2 separate regions of the Mus musculus genome follow, and region 2 is linked to region 1. A link is a loop called in an ENCODE intact Hi-C map of the cell type or tissue named here. Cell type or tissue: heart. All regions are shown on one strand. Each heading gives the region's core, and the rest is flanking DNA. Links, peaks and the distances in the headings are about the cores only.

Region 1 (5,369 bases), core at 317-5,316:
ATCCCTATGTCTTTTGTGTATGGAGCTATGGAACAGCAGGTGAGTGAACAGTCTCTGAACCACTCTGTTCATTGCACCTTTCTGTTTGCTGACCCCTCCCTGGGAAGGGCAGGGCAAACCTGCTCTTCATCTTCTTCTCTGGCCTCCCGAGTCTAGTTGGTCCTCCCGCTGAGATCCATCCCTAACCAGCAGCTGGCCACAGGCTCACCGAGTTGGACGAGGTAGTAGACGGTCAGCAACAGCTGTGTCTCCTCAGATATGGGCTGCATGGTGGAGGCACCGTGTTGCTCATAGGCCCTGGCAAGCGACTGGGAGTTCTGGTAGCAGGTGTACAGCAGGGGGCTGACGACCACATCATTCAGGTTTCCGCAGAGGTAGGGAAAGTTCCCATGGCCTAGAGGAGAAGAAAACCAATTCAGCAACTGGTCTTGTGCTCGGCTTTGGTGAGGTACCACTGTAGCTCCCCTGAGCATAAGCGCCAGGAGAACTCTTAGGTCTCTCAGAGGCTCCTTTTCTGAGAAATCTCAGACCTGCTACAGTCCCTGCTGTGTATACCTACTCTGCCCTACTAGAACCTAGGACAAAATGTCATCTATCATGTCCAGCCATAGGCAGGGCATTTGTTTGTTCATGCCATCCAATCTCTTTATTTTGCAGTTGAGCAAGTTCAAGCCCAAATTAAAGAAGCTTGCCCAGAACCAAATGGCAATGGCCTCGAAACAGCCGGCATGTGTGTCGCAGTGAGGACTGTTCGCCAGACGTGTGACCCACCACCACGCCTTGCACCCTCCCAAGGATCGTTAGCTAACAGAGTTAACAAAACAGGTCGGTGTCTAGACCCAAAGATCAGAAAGTGAACAACCTTGAGGAGTGCTGGAGTGGATGTTAGAATCCTTCTGATGACAGCTCTTAGGGTAGACCTGCCCAAGCAGGGGTCTGACCCCTTCTTTGTCATCATTAGCTACATGACCTTAGACAAGAACTTGACCTTCTCTAAGCCTTTGCACAATGGGGAGATGGTAAATGCTCAGTTATGCTGAGAAAGAATGTCCCTCTTTGACTCTCACTATGGGACTCCATGAGCCACTTCCTGAGAAAAACTTTCTCAAACTCAAAGTGTGACAGATTTGCTAAGACATGTGCTGGCCCCACCCACATCTCCAAGTTTCAGAATTTAGGTATGTTCTGTCTCTGGGGCAGGCCTGTGAATCCAACTTTCTGTTTACTCCCCTCTGGTGCTGAGGTGCGGGGTCAGCTGGACAGCACCGTTCACAAATGTGCCAGCTTACAAGCGGCACTGTGGCTACCTTAGAAAAGGGATGCCACGCTTGTCATGCAAGGGGCTGCCGGAAGCCCCCCTAAGAACCGGATGAAAGCTAAGTTACAGAGCTGCTGGCCTGGCCGGGAAGCTGAGGTGGGCATCAGGGAAGGAAGTGCGCTCGAGCAAAGCAGAGACTGCGCTGAGTTTGCTCAGTGTGCGATGCCGGTCTGTGAGCCGGGGTCCACCTCTGAGTCCTGCAGCCTGTCCCAGTTCTGCAGCCTCGCCTCTCTCACCCATTCACCCACAGAACAGCATGAAAGAGCTACAATGCTACCTCCAGGTAACCTATACTAGCCACCACACAGAGGAGATCAAATCCTCTCTTATCTAATGCTTCTGGAACAGTGACTATGTCTGAATGCTGCACAATCCAAAATGACTGGTGGCTTGGGGTGACAGTGGAACAAAGCCACGGGGTTGCTTCGTCCATCCCCCGAGTCCTCCGCAGTAGCTGGACGAGTACAGCAGGGATTCAGTGAAACAGAGAATGAAGGAAAGGACAGCAGATGAGCAAGCAGTGAGTGTCCTGGGTAATGTCACTATGCCCCTGCTGGGACAAACTGTGTCGTTCTCGGCCCTCTGGAGCCTGGGGCCGCTTCATTTGATCATTGCCCTGGATAGCATCCAGATTCGCTCAGGAAGATGCCTATGGACTCGGACTGAGAGGAGGTCACAGTTTCGTGTGGGAGTCCTTGCACACTTCGCTACCTCCACTGCTGGGTGCACTGCTGTACTTGCCTTTAAATATCACTGGCTTGGCCTTGCATATTTTCAGCAAGTTGTCCGGAACAGACACTGGTTCACCAGAGGCCACCACCGGGAAGGTGACTGAAGCTGGTCCCACCAAGCCAGCCTGGGGCACACAAGGTATGCTGGTACCTTCTAGAAACACAGCAAGTAGATTAGTAAAACACAGCAAAGGAGGCATCTGTCCCCAGCCCGCCCAACATCCACCCGCCCACAAAACTGCTGCCTCCATACTCATAAACCTGTGGACTCACTCAGCCCCACCTTCCCCGCCAATAAACACTGTCCACACCATCAGCTGAGGAGCTGCTTGGAGACCTTGCTAGGTCAGGGGGCTGATACAGAACTATCACAGGAGACTGGACCTCAGGAAGCAGCAGGAACATGAGAAGAGGTCCTTCTGCTATGCCAGGGTCTGGCTGCTCAGAACCCCCTTGTACATCTGCCTGCCCACGTGTGCATATATGCACACATGCTGCTAGCAGGCCACCACCACTGGTACCCAACTTTAGGATTTGGGCAAGGCCTTAGCCACTTACCGTGCTTGGCTCTGTTGCCACCACCCTGAATGAAGCCACCATCCGTGGTTGATTTAGACTCCGGGGACCACCCTTTGTGCCGTTTTTTGGGAGGCCCAGAGTTTGGCAAGATACCTAGACAATAGTTAAGAGCATGGGTTAGGCCACCATTGGAAACTGGCATCAATAAAAACCTTTCCTGATTTGGAGTGTCCGTCTGTTTTGTTTTGTTTACAAAGGTAGGGCTCAACTCCAGGACCTTGCACGTGCTAGGCAGATGTTCTAACACTGGGCTTAACCTTAACACTATCCTTAGCCCTTGGTAGTTTTAAAAATCACGGCCTTTAAAAAAAAATCACAGCCTTACAATGGGTTTTAAGCTCTAGTCAAGTCTCTAGGCAAAAGGAAACACCCTGTCCATTTTTATAATGTTTCACTCCACAGTTGCATTTAGGCTGCACCTCTCTAAGATGCATTTTTAAAAAACGGCCATAATAATAACAAAATCTAATGAGAAAGTGGTTTAATCAGAAGTAGAGAGAATACAAGTAAAATGCTTAAATGAAATGCTTAGCCAAGGGTTTGGGCTCAGTAAACTGCAGCCACCAGCATCAACCTCCTATTACTGAAATGTCCAGCACTCAGTGCACCAACACAATTTTGCCACTTGAGGGCAGTGCTGATCCACTGCACACCCCCTTCCTGCCCTCCAACCCCACTGTCACCCCCCATCCAACCTGGACAGCTAATGTCACATGTTGCAAAGGAAGACCAGAGGCTGGACCCACTGTTGCATGTGAGTCTCTGCCCACTCTAGACGGCAACATGCTCATGACTTAAATCTATTTGTAAATTATTCAAAGTACCAAGAATGGGCCACCATATTTTCTTGAAAATCCTGACAAATTTTCTCATCTCTAGAGCCCCTTGTCTTAACCCTGCTGTACTTTAAATTCACCTGGACACTTTTAAAACCACCTAGCCAAGGGTGGCGGTGCATGCCTTTAATCCCAGCACCCAGAAGACAGAAACAGGCAGATTTCTGTTGAGCTCAAGGCTAGCCTGGTTTACATTGTAAGTTCCAGGCCAGCTAGGGCTACATGGTGAGACTCTGCCTTTAAAAACAAGATAAGCAAACAAAAACCTGTCTGTCTGAGCACAAGCCTAGTCCAAGGAACTCAAGTAGCTCAGCATGTGGGGAGCGCGTCATTCTGATAACTGGAGCTCCCAGATGATCTGAACCCAGGCTGAGGGTAACATCACCTTCAGTGGAAGCAGAGAGCACACACAGACCTGGAAGATGCTCATCCAAGCTGTCTCTGCTAGACTCTCCTTAGAGCTACCACAGAGGGCCTCTGAGTTAACGGTAAGGGTGCACATGCTGTCACTAGTAGTGCACATGCTGTCACTAGTGCCTGGGTTTTTCTGAAGCCTGAGGCAGTTTGAGATTGACTGTCGTAGAGTCCCTCCAAAGGGACCTCAAATGCAACCTCATCATTAGACAGACCAAAGCAGAAGAAAATAGAGAGAAACAAAGTAGCACAGGGTTGAAGGGCATGAAGTACTTTCCCTACAAAGCCCTTTCAAACCGGCAGGTTTCTTTGCATCAGAGATAGGGCCCTACCTCTGCACCAGGTGTTCAGCTCGCACAACACTAGTCCCAGAAACAGAGGAAGAACTCCTCAGAGAGAGGACGGGCCGCTCCTCTAGGAAGTGCTTCTGAACTACTAGAGGGCAGGGCTGCAGCTGAGGATTCTCTTCCTCCTCTAGAAGGTTAACAGGAAATGCCTCTACTGGGACTCTTCCCCAGTAAGTACTCTCAAAACATCAGATACCAGCGTACCTGGTAGAGGGGACCCCATCTGGCATTTCTGAGGAGGAGGTCCCCTGCTTCCTTAGAGCCCAACCCTCGTCTGAGACAAGGCTCCTAGTTCATATCCTCCACCAGGGGGCAGCATTTCACTGAGAGCAGCCAGTGTCACTCAGAAGGAGTTTCCTACACACTGCTTTTGAGTGTCTCCTTCCCCCAAGGACAGAAGGCATGATAGCTCTGATTAATATGCCTGTACTCAACTCTGTGACTCGGGTGAGCCAGTGTCTCTGACTTAGTCCCTCTCTCTGTCAGGCTCACCAGAGCCGTGTGCTGGGACTTCAAGAATTCTTTAATGGGAGAGGAGACTATGGCCCTGAGTTGAGCTCTAAAGGCCATCTAACAGAGGTGGGGTGAGCACTTAGAGACGGGATAGAGTGTGAACATCATGTTGAGCCACCAAGGCAGTGAACAGCTGAAGGCGGAGAATGGGGTTCAACGGGCTGATCCCAGAAGATCTTTTAAGGCTCCAGCAGCCTGGAGTTTAAAGATCTCCATTCCCCACACAACTCCACAAAGTAGGCTTGGGGAGTTCAAGTCCAATCCTGAGGGAGCCTCTGTAGGCTACTGCCCAAAGCCAAGCTCCGGGCCCAGGCTGAGCAGAGCTGGCACACTGTTGCCTGAGGTATGAGTTGTATGACACCAGGACTAAGTGTCTTCTAGCTAAGCTCAGGGGGAAAGCCATGGACAGCGAGGACCTCCTGTCCTTATGACCAAGGGCAGTCTTTGGTTATGTGGCTGCTGCTGCATCAGCACCTGGAGGAGAAACAGCCCCTGGAGGAAGGTAGGAGTCTTCAGGGTAGGGTGGGGAATGATAAGGGCTCCAGGAACGTGGAAGCTAGTCAAGACTGAAGAGTCTTGGATCCATGCAGGGGCAGGAGGATTGCATCTACAGAGAAGCCTCTGGGCACAA
Region 2 (5,369 bases), core at 200-5,199, 540 kb after region 1:
ATGGAGTCATTTTCTTAACTGAGGTCCTGGCCTCTTAGATGACTTTGGCTTGAATCAAGTTGATGTTAAACAGGGCTTTTTTTTTTTTAAGGGGGAAGGGGAGAAGAGGAAAAAAGGCACTTCCCTCCAGATCTTACAGCCTGAGTTCAATGCCCAGCCTGCACATGGTGGAAAGAGAAAATGTAAATTCCACTGTCTTGCACTATAAGCAGCAACCTTAGACAGTAAATCCCCTCATGACACTCCCCTTTACCTCCCCAGGGACTCTACATGAGGAGGTCTCGGCGGGGGGGGGGGCACAGTTTATATAGCTGTCAGAGCAATTAATACCTGTTAATTATTTTTTAGCACCTTCTTACTTCAAACGTAGCCTGGTGAGAGCAATAAATTTTATTTCTACTCTCTCGTGTCCCTACAGATAAAATCCACCCACCTTACTATGGACGGACCATGTCCCGCCCACCATCAGACTCACCCTATTCTGGCCCAAGCCAGCTGGGCTAACCCCAGGCACACTAACCTAGGGGCTTGCCTGCACACAGTCTATTTTTGACCCTTCAGCCTTTCCTCACTCTATACCTTCTTCTTGGAATGCCTGGCATGCCTACCCAGCCCCAGCTCAGGGAACAGCCTGCCACAAGCCATTCAGAACACAGATATTAACTTGACACCTATACCTGCCCTGCTCAGAAGCCCCACCACCAACACCACACACACAGCCCTAACACAACCAGCACACCTCTTACAGAGGTGTCACACACCCATTTTCTCCCCTCCTGTTCAAGTCCTTGCTTGAAATGGAAGGAAATGGTGTATTGAATTGGACCAGCCTGGAATTCAGGGCACTTGGCTTTCCATCCTGCATCTGCCACTTACTCTCCGTGCAAACTCAAGCCAGTTCCTTAATCTCCCTGAGCCATCCTTTCTGCTTGTCTTAGTTGTTTTCCTACCACCACGATAGAACACCCTGGCGTAAGCAACTTCAGGAAGGGAGTCTTATTTTGACTCATAGTTTGAGGGTAGCAGGAATTCATGGCAGCCAGAGCGAGAGGCAGCTGGTCACGTGACATCTACAGCTGGGCAATAAAGAGGGAGGTATACCGGTGCTCCGTGCTTGGCTTGCTTTCTCTCCTTCAGCCCAGGACCTTTATGGTGGGTTCTCTCTAATGGAGAAAATCCCTCTCAGGTGCACCCAGAGACTCCACCCTTCATGTTTCTAGGTCCTGTCAGGTTGACAATCAATCCAGACCGTCACACTGCAACTCTCTAATTTTATATTACTAATGCATAGCTGTTGTCATTCTTTTGTTCTAGGAATGTGTGTGCACCCGGGAGGAGTTGGTTTGTTTTGCTCAGCAATAACAAACCTGACTTTCCAGGGTGCTGGCAGTTCTCCTTCTTAGGGACTCCCATCCTGACAGGTCACTGCGTGTCCACATCTCCCCTTTCTACAGGCATCTTCATCCGACTCGGGTGTGTTTTCTTCTCTCCCATCCGCTTTTCTTCTTTTTCTTTTCACTGTGTTATCTCACATGCTTTGGGGTGAGGCAGGGCTGACATAGGCAAGCAAATACTACCAAACAGCAGTGACACCTCCGAGATGATGGCGCAGAGAAAGACTGAGCGTCAGAGGAACTTCTGGAACCTTTTCCCTTGTAATGGGTGTGTGTGTGTGTGTGTGTGTGTGTGTGTGTGTGTGTGTGTGTGTGTGTGTGTGTTGAGAGATTTTTTTTCAATTTTTGGTGTCTTGTTTTATTTTAGTTTTGAAATGTCTCACTGTGTTACCCAGGCTTAGCTAAAGCAATCCTCCTGTCTCAGACCCTCACATCCTATGCAGCTATGCCTGGCTGCTTAGTGATTATCCAACTTCCTCAGCTTCCTCACATTGAAACACAGATACCAGCCATGCCAGCACCATACAGCTATTGTGATTGAATAGCTCAGGAAGGCCAGCCCCTAGCAGGTGCAATACCTCGCAGCAAACATAGTGATGCCTGGGGAACTGGAAGGTTCTTAAAGGTCTCCAAGATGAGACTGGTCCCACTGAACTCAGGGTCCAGGCAGCAGAAGGAATGTCCCCCAAAGGGTACAGCTGCAACCTTGTCTCCTGGAGCAATCGGATCTCACACAGGCTCTCTCCACAGAGGGCTGGATCCCTCCAGAAGGCTCAACTCTCCTCCTGCCCAGAGGATGGGAAGTCTGACCCAAGGCTCTTGGCCAGATCCTTCCGTACTTAGGACAAGTCCATCTAACCTTTCGGGCCTTTTCCTAGCTGCTGACAAGGAGCCAAATGGACCATGTCCTTCAGGACAGGATACTGGGGGTGCCTCCGACTACCTACTGAGGAGACACCCTTCCATTATAAGTGAACACCCTTATTAGTAATCATGAGAAGTGAACCGGACTCACCTAGAGATGAGCCGTGGCTCCCATCCCTGTGAGTCTGAGCCTGAGCCTGAGCCTGAGCCCTCAGAGCTTGTGGCAGGCTCTGCTCTCTCTAGCACTGTGCCTGGGGGTGGGCTTGGAAGGCAGGCTTTGGGGATCCCCTCACCTCCTCAGCCACTGACGCCCCTGAGCCTGAGGCGGAGAGGTCAGTGTCCCCAGTGGCTAGGCCCCACATGGGCAGCAGAGAGGGCCATGCCACAACAGAGGATAAAGTGAAGGCCACAGGAAGTTCTCAAGATAGAGTACCAGGCTTGGTCCTCTATGACAGTGACATCAGGGGGCAGCAGAAAGGACATAGTGTCCAAAGCAAAGAGCAGCACCTAAGGAACAGCATGACTTTGAACACACCATTCAACACCTCTCTTCACTCACCCGTGCTGCATGGATAACAGTGATCCTACTGGGTGGGGGGGGGGGGGGGGCGGGGGGAGAGCACAGCTCAGGAGACACACAGTGGGACTAAACTGTGAAGTTCATCTTACCATGTTTAAGTGTGCGCAGCCATGAGAATGGCACATCCCCGCCTCTCTTGTCACCTCTTCCAGTTGTCAGTTTATTAACTCTTCAGATCTACCTTTCTTCACCTGCTGTAGGATGCTGGAGTTGGGCCCATGGAACCTTCTTCCCCTTTGCCAGCTGGTGCAATGCTAGATTTTGTCAGTAGAGGGCAGTGAAGAAACCACTGGGTCTTGGAGGAGGGATGGGCTGCTCTTCCCGGTGCCTGCGGTGCCATTTCTCCCCAGCACAGCTGCTAGCGGGATGATGTTGGAGCGCTAGCAAATCTGGCAAGTCACTCCATCCTCGTGGCAACCCTACCAATGGGGACCGCTACCGTCTCCACAGGACGGACCACAAGGTCTAGACACAGAAAATTTATAAAAGCAGACAGGGACTTCCTGATCTTGAGTGACAGAATTCAGGGCAACTCCTGGTCTTGATTGCAGGCTCTAGAGTTCACCTGACCTGCAGAAAGCCCACATGCGCTTTCTGGAAGCCCTATTACCTGAGGGAACTCACCATCCAAGCCTCGTATCTGGGAGGCTACCTGAGGTGGACCCATGTGGCCCAGCAGAATAGACACAAGCGCATTAGAATTGGCAATGCTCCTTGCTGTTCCCCCACGCGGTGAGTTCACATTATAATGAAACGGTGTAAATTTAAATTTAATTCCCTTATCTCTTCTAGAGTCTGCTGTGCAGGAGGAAAATTTTTTTTTTAAGACAACCTTATGCTGTGGGAGCATTGTACATCATCCAGTGAGCCAGAATTTGCAGAACCCGGGGTCCTGGGTTCATGGCCAGCATTTGGGAACTGAGGAAGACTTGACTTCTCAGAGCCCCAGTCTGAAGGAATGAGAGATGAAGTGATGGGGTCAGTGTCTACCAGTGATCTGTTACAGAATTGGGGGGGGGCACAGTGGAGGACCCAGCCCCAGAGAAGGAGGGGGAAAGCCTCTTAGAGGAGGAGGGCACACAATTCAGAAAGCTCCAGAATGTTCTGTCCACAGAGAATTTTTCTCTCTGAAGCCCAGTGCTGAGGGCAGCAGTGACCCTGGCCCACATAGAGCACTGCCTTTGACCTAGCAGGGGAGACTTTACATTTTAAATCACAGATCACAAGTGGAGCCCAAAAGGCACCGGGAGGAGCTGGTTGCCTGGCTTTGAAAGCCTGCCGCCCGAGGCTGCCAGACAGGGAACTTTTCTCCCAGATCTGTGATGTGCTTACTGTATAAGCTGCTGGGATTTTGTGACATTAGAAAATTCCTAATGCCCAGCTTAATCCGCCTTCAGAAGTTTGCAGAGGTGGGGGAGGGGGAGGAGTCTATTTTAGGATTCAGTTTCCCTTGGCAGCATCAAAGGGTAATGAAATAGAAGCTCTCATGAAAACTTGAGAGAGCAGGTGTTTCTACAAGTATAGAGACCCAGGTGTGACAACCAGGTCCTGACAGCCCGAGTCCCACTTTCAGACGCCTGGTGGTATCGATCCTTGGAGATATAACTTCACCGTTCCAGCCTTGATTCCCACATCTTTTATTTCATGTGTCTCCTGGACTATGTTGTGTAACAGGCATTCGCCTAGGGACACACGTGAGCCCGAGTGTTCATCTTACCTTCCTGAGCACTGATCCATCCATTCATGTGAGAAGGGTGTGTCTACACTCATGGGTGAAGGTGCACCAGCAGTCTTGAAATTTCTAAGAGACTGAAACAAAGCCAAGATGGTGGTAACCTTGATCTCTCTACCTGGCAGAATTAGAAGAGCAAGCAGCCTGGGTTCCTGCAGTGAGCAGCTAACACACACACATAGACACACACACACACACACACACACACACACACACACACAGAGAGAGAGAGAGAGAGAGAGAGAGAGAGACAGAGACAGAGACAGAGAGAGACAGAGACACAGAGAGACACACAGAGAGAGCAGCTAAAGATGAGCCTGGCTTCATTCTAGGAGGAGGTAGCTGTGGTAAACAGGGCATGAGACTGTAGGAGGAGAACGTTGCTTCTGAGTCCTGGGTTTGGTCCAGGTTGATGTCTGTCCCTCTATGAAGCTGGACTGATCACGGGCTGGGTGTGTAGGGCTGTAGCCTCAGCTGTCCTGAACATACAGCCAGGGTCTGCATCTGACCTTGCCCCAAGAGAGATGTTTAGGAGTGCTGTGCCCCAGGAGAGTGAGGACTCGTGGCTTCTTTTCATGCCCCCAAACTACCCATGCCCTCACTCTCCTGCCGTATCCCTCCCCCTCCCACAATCTTATAAGGAAAAGCGACCCAGAGAGCTGGAAGCCCCCAGGATTCTGACTCCCATGTCACTGGGTTTCTATAGCTAAAGGGGGGGGGGGGTCAGATCAACCATGGATTAGAGTCTACCTTACATTTCCTGGGTCCCAAAGATGGCCGTGGACATCCCAGTTTCCCC

The links. Hi-C counts contacts between places; a loop is a spot of excess contacts. Peaks named below come from ENCODE experiments on the same cell type or tissue, not always from the same donor. Only the 100,000 strongest peaks of a DNase experiment are listed, where the experiment ranks them.
Region 2: a loop joins it to region 1, with 2.2 times the contacts of the local background. A loop is called at or near these places in 4 of 42 quality-filtered maps.

What each region holds. Positions count from the first base shown.
Region 1 is chr12:16,714,569-16,719,937 of GRCm38, forward strand. It overlaps Greb1 (gene regulated by estrogen in breast cancer protein), which reads right to left. Exons shown (of 35, transcript NM_015764.4): 10 at 2,608-2,721; 11 at 2,060-2,203; 12 at 209-394. Among named protein-coding and RNA genes, the nearest start is that of Ntsr2, 64 kb to the left of the region's middle. In heart, for the core only: CTCF peaks have their summits at 3,236 (motif pointing right) and 4,528 (motif pointing right); no DNase peak of the experiment used is centred there.
Region 2 is chr12:17,250,109-17,255,477 of GRCm38, forward strand. No RefSeq gene overlaps it. Among named protein-coding and RNA genes, the nearest start is that of Pdia6, 14 kb to the right of the region's middle. In heart, for the core only: a CTCF peak has its summit at 3,100 (motif pointing right); no DNase peak of the experiment used is centred there; H3K4me3 peaks cover 363 bases; H3K27ac peaks cover 279 bases; H3K27me3 peaks cover 907 bases.